2 separate regions of the Homo sapiens genome follow, and region 2 is linked to region 1. Evidence: read pairs that join two places in POLR2A ChIA-PET (ENCODE). Cell type or tissue: Caco-2. All regions are shown on one strand. Links, peaks and the distances in the headings refer to the core of each region. The heading gives the core; the rest is flanking DNA.

What was found. ChIA-PET counts read pairs that join two places held together with the same protein. Peaks named below come from ENCODE experiments on the same cell type or tissue, not always from the same donor. Only the 100,000 strongest peaks of a DNase experiment are listed, where the experiment ranks them.
Region 2: POLR2A ChIA-PET joins it to region 1 with 5 read pairs; 6 of 35 experiments call an interaction of 5 or more read pairs at or near these places.

What each region holds. Positions count from the first base shown.
Region 1 is chr15:72,591,416-72,594,347 of GRCh38, reverse strand. ARIH1 (ariadne RBR E3 ubiquitin protein ligase 1) reads right to left here. Exons shown (of 14, transcript NM_005744.5): 14 at 1-2,932. Among named protein-coding and RNA genes, the nearest start is that of MIR630, 5.7 kb to the right of the region's middle. In Caco-2, for the core only: no CTCF peak of the experiment used is centred there; no DNase peak of the experiment used is centred there.
Region 2 is chr15:72,733,269-72,736,200 of GRCh38, reverse strand. BBS4 (Bardet-Biedl syndrome 4) reads right to left here. Exons shown (of 16, transcript NM_033028.5): 13 at 1,019-1,088; 14 at 235-376. Among named protein-coding and RNA genes, the nearest start is that of ADPGK-AS1, 48 kb to the left of the region's middle. In Caco-2, for the core only: no CTCF peak of the experiment used is centred there; a DNase peak (open chromatin) is centred at 1,710.

The sequences.
Region 1 (2,932 bases), core at 283-2,782:
AAATACAAAAATTAGCCAGGCATGATGGTGTGTGCCTATAATCCCAGCTACTCAAAAGGCTGAGGCAGGAGAATTGCTTGAACCCGGGAGGCGGAGGTTGCAGTGAGCCAAGATCGCGCCACTGCACTCCAGCCTAGCCAACAAGAGCAAAACTCCGTCTCAAAAAAAAAAAAAGAAAAAAAGAAAAAGAAAAGAAAATCAAAAATATTTTAAAAATCAAATGCTTAAGAAAAAGTCTAATGTAAGATAAGCAAGTGTTACGCAAGGGAAGCTACAAAACATTGCTGAGAAAAAAATTTAATACCTAAATAAATGACAAGACTTAATATGTTCATGAATTAGCTGACTCAATACTATTAAAATGTTCATTCTAAATTGACCTATAGACTCAACAAAACCCCATATCAAGATTCTAGCAGTTTTTTCTTTTCTTTTTTTTTTTTGACAGGGTCTTGCTGTCACCCAAGCTGGAATGCAGTGGCATGAACACAGCTAACCCAGCACATCTACGTTTGAAAAACAAGATGAGCTAATTGTAAAACTTTTATGACAATCCAAAGAATCGACAATAACCAAAGCGATCTTGAAAAATAACAAAAAGGAAGGATTTACTAATTTAAAGACTTACTAGAAAGTTTCAATAATCCAAAGTGTGGTACTGATGTAAGGATACACAAATAGATTAATGGAACAGAACAGAAAATGTAGAAATACACACACACGTGATCAATTTTTAACCAAGCTACCAAGTCAATCTAATGGGTAAAGAAAAGTCTTTTTAAGTAAATGTTGCTGGAACAACTGTATATCCATGTTGGAAAAAAACCAAACCTCATTCTGTTCACAAAAATTAATTTGAGATGGATCACAGACCTAAACATAAAATCCCAAACCATAAAACTTCTAGAAGAAAATATATTCTTTGTGACTTTGAGGTCATAAAACCATAAAATAAAAAACTGATAAAGTGGATTTTATAAAAAAAATTTGTTCATCGAAAGATCCCAATAAGTGAATACATAGAGTCTTTAAAAAATCATAGCATATCTATCAAAGGATTTATATTCAAAATACAAAGAATAACACCTACAATAAAAAGACACCCAACTTTAAAATGAGAAAAGACATGAAAGACACTTCTTGAAAGATATACAAATGAAAAATAAGCATATGAAAAAGTGCTCAACTCATTAATCAGGGAAATGTAATGTAAATTAAAATCAGTTATTTCATATATGCTAAAATGGCTAATATAAAAAACAGTGACAGTGTAAATGTTGACAGACATGTGAAGCAACTGTAACTCTCATACATCACTGATAGGAGTACAAAATGGTAAAACCACTTTGGAGAATAAGAGGGCAGTTTCTTATAAACATGCACTTACCATATGACCCAGTAATTTTCTACTCTTATTTATCCAAGACAAGTGAAGATGTATATCCACAAAAAACAAAAACAAAAGGCTGTGTAAGAATATCGATAGCATCCTTATTCATAATTGCCCCAAACTGGAAACAACCTAAAGGTCCTTCAATAGGAGAATGAATAAACAAATTGTGGTATATTTATAGAATGAAATACTACTCAGCAATAAAGAACAATGTCCTAATACATACAGTATGCGTGTCTTTAAAGCATTATCAGTGAAAGAAGCCAGATGCAAAAGAGTACATTATTATATGATTCCACTTATATGTAATCCAAAAGCAGGTACAACAAATCTTTAGTGATAAAAATCAAGAAGTGATCACTGGAGTGGGGAGGTGCTCAGGGGTGATTTAAAAGTACTTGAGAATTTTCTGGGTTAATTGTAACATATTATGTCTTCTTTTGGTAGTTATTACACAGACGTATACAACTGTCAAAACATCAAACTTCACACTTAAGATGTGTGCATTTTGTAATATTAATTTCTATATATCAATTTAAAATAAAGGTGAGTAGTGGCTTCCTATTCCAGGAGTGTTTGTCTCCCACTCTTTACTGGCCTATTATCTCTTTGCTTCAGTGAGATTTTTGGGCTCCAATCTATTCAGGGCCAGGCCCTTGATTATGGAATTTATCTTAAAGAGCACACAATCCAGTGTCCCAGAGATAGCATTTAGAATCTGTAAAGCAATTTTGTGGAAACAACAGTCATTTATTTCCATTGGTTAGTGAGCAACCATTTGACCATTGTTAAGGCACTGGCTTGTACATGGACTTCCTTAAAGTACAGCACTTAACCTACTTTATTGCAAGCGAGTAAAAATGGAGTAAAAATTAATTATTCAAAGGCATGCAGAACACTATAACTTTTCATTAATCCCACTCTCTAGCATTTGCTGCCCTGACCTTTACAACACTCCAAATTAGTACTAGGATTTTGGGATACAAAATCATTTCCTATCCATGGCAGACATCTTTTCCAAAGCAGGTAGACACTCAGATCATTCTTCCTTATTGGAAAACTCTTTAGTGCTTTCCCTAGTTAGATAGAAATAAACCACAAGTCTGGGTATGTGGTAGGAATTTATTAACAAGCAAACATCTTTGTTCATACCAGGAAGACCAGCAATTAGATTATAAATGACTTGAGAGCAAGTGCAAGAACTTAACAATTTTAGAGCATTCCATGAGAATGTCTATTTGCCCAAGAAGGCCCACAAGAAGTGCTCTACAAATGCTGGTTATTATTTTATGCTGTACTTCCTCTGAGAAAATGATTTGACATACCGAGGTGGGAGTACACATAGCAAGGAAGTCTCCCTGTAAAAGGAAGCTGGGAAATTCAAGTAATGGTGTTTTTGGATAGGATCCCTAAGAAAACTTAGGACAAAATCCTGCTCTGTGTGTGTTTGCTCAGTCCTCAGGAATCCCACTTGACCAACTGACTCCAGAGAGCTAGAGCCTCACTGCATAAGCCTCAGATTCATAATTCTAAGAACAG
Region 2 (2,932 bases), core at 152-2,651, 140 kb before region 1:
ACTTTGATGAGTTGAATTAGCAATAACAACTCAGTAAGCCTGAATTTCCTTTTATTATTATTCTAGGAAAGTTTTTCTCAGGCTGTTATTAATTGATGAACTCATGCTGCTAGGAACATCAAAGCCAGAACAGCCATGAACGTGTAATACCTTGGATTTGGATGATCTGGGCTTGATTTTTAAAAGTCTCCTGAGAGCTTACTTATGACTCTTGGGAGCTAATAAAAGACATACCTCAGAGTCAAATTCCAGAGAGCTATTGTCCTTGAGTAGGCTGACTTTCTTCTCCATCTCCTGATATTGGGCCAGGGCGTTCTTCTTCTCGCCCTGGTTGTACAGCAGCACAGCATAGTTCAGGTTTACTAAAGGGTTACACCTGTGGCAGACAGAGATTCTATGGAGCTGGGGGCTCTGCAACAAATGGTCATTTAGAGATCCTTCTCATTACACAAAAACAAAACAAAACTGGTTAAGTAGAGATTTCTCCATTATGCAGCAAGGTAGGTACATACGTGCTAAGCAGACCTGTGGAGAAGAATCAAGGAGTTAATGGCCTAACAAGCAAAGCTGGTATTGGGACCAAATCTGGCATCTCAGCCCTCAACAGAGACTACCTAGGCCAGGGTTGAAAAAGGGATCTCTACCCTGCTGTCTAGAAGATGCCAGCGGAGTAAATCCTGGAAGAGTCAAGTTTTATCTTGAATTAAACAGCCCAGAGTCCCATCTGATATTCCAGCTAGCCCATAGCTATCAGCAACCCAAGCCCACTGCCAGTTCTGACATTCTCTAGCCTCCTGATTACTCAGTTTAGGACTGGAAACATTTTCTCAGAGTGTCAATTCCTGCTGAGCCACCACATACTTAGGAGACACATCCCTCCACACTGAGGTCTGCTATGTACTAATGCCATAGAGGAACAGCTGGGCTGACACAGGCAGCACCAATGCTATGTATGGCACCACCTCATGGCTTTGGAGAGTCCAACCCCCGCCAGTACCATTCTCAACAAAGTGCATACTTATCCAGGTGGACTGCTTCTGCGTAGGCTCTCTTGGCATTTTCTATATCTTCCAGATTGGTCAGAGCCACTGCAACAAAGAAAGCACTGCAGCTGGAGAGCTCAGCTTAGAAGACAAAAGGAGTATTAAAGACTACCCCCAAAGTAAACTTCACCCTGTCAGCTCATGGCACCAGAGTTTACTAAGTCAGCTTAGATACCTGGTGCTATCTTCAACCATCTCTTCTACAGTCAATCAGTTGCCAGGTTCTATGCATCCTTTTTTTGCAGTTTCTTTTCTGACACTGCCCTTGTTCAGGCCCAAGTAGTTTTAGGCTTTCCATTTATTCCCCAGTGTCAAAGTCCCCACCTGCCTCCATTCCACCTTCCACAGCGCTGCCAGGTATCTCACTGCCTTACAAATCTGACCACATTACCATCCTACTTAGGAATCCTCACTGGCCCCCCACATCTATAACCATGATCTTTACACTTTCATTTAGCAGTAAAACACTCCCCCCACTTTTTAAAATCAGTATTTCCTTGACACCTAATATATAAAACAAAAACAGCTGCTCTGGAAGCCCTGCCCATTCCACCTCCCCACCAGCTATGCACTCACTCCTACCAGGCACCTAAGAGGAGATCTAGGAAGACAGCTGGACAAACATGGCCTCTAAGATAAAGTCCTTGCACTGTACGCATGACCTCCATAATCTGACCCCAGAATATCTTTCCTGATTCATCTCCCATCATATTCTCTAACACTAACCCCCACTAACAGCAAGGGACACTGCAGTTTCATGGCTGCATGCCTTTCTTCACAGTGGCTCCTCAGCCATTCTGTGCTATTCCATTTTAGCTTGTTGTTCAGGATCCAGTTTGAATGCCATCTCTACTTTGTAAAGTTAGCATCGCTGTTATCTCTTACATTATGGCTGTTTACATTTCTGTGTTCCATTAGAACCCAGCTATCTAAAGAAACTATCAACACAGTAAACAGACAATGTACAAAATGGGAGAAAATATTTGCAAACCATGCAGGTCTAATATCCAGGATCTATAAGGAACTTAAGCAAATTTACAAGAAGAATACAATCCCATTAAAATGGGCAAAGGACATAAACAGACACTTCAAAAGAAGTCATGTATGCAGCCAACAAGCATATGAAAAACTCTATCACTGATTAGAGAAATGCAAATTGAAACCACAGTGAGATAACCATCTCACACCAGTCAAAATGGCTATTATTAAAAACTCAAAATATAACATCCTGGTGAGGCTGCAGAGAAAAGGGAATGCTTATACACTGTTGATGGGAGTGTAAATTAGTTCAACCATTGTGGAAAGCAATCTGGCAATTCCCCAAAGAGCTAAAAATACAACTACCCTTCGACCCAGCAATCCCATTACTGGGTATATGCCCAAAGGAATGTAAATCGTTCTGCCATAAAGACACATGCATGTGTGTGTTCAATGCAGCACTATTCACAATAGCAAAGATGTGAAATCAACCTAAATGCCCATCAATGGTAGACTGGATAAACAAAATGTAAATGTACACCATGGAATACGACACAGCCATACAAAAGAACAAGATCGTGTCCTTTGCAGCAACATAGATGGAGCTGGAGGCCACCATCCTTAGCAAATTAATAAAGGATAGAAAACCAAATCCTGCATGTTCTCACTATAAGAGCTAAATGATGAGAACACATGGAGACACAGAGGGAAACAGACACTGGAGCTTACTGGAGGAGGGGGAGGGCCAGAAAAAAATAACTATTGGGTACTAGGCTTAGTACCTGGGTGATGAAATAATCTGTACAACTAATCCCCATGACACACGTGCCTGTGTAACAGGATGCACATGTACCCCTGAACCTAAAATAAAATTTTTAAAAAAAGAGAGAGGAATGGAGTCTCACTGTGTT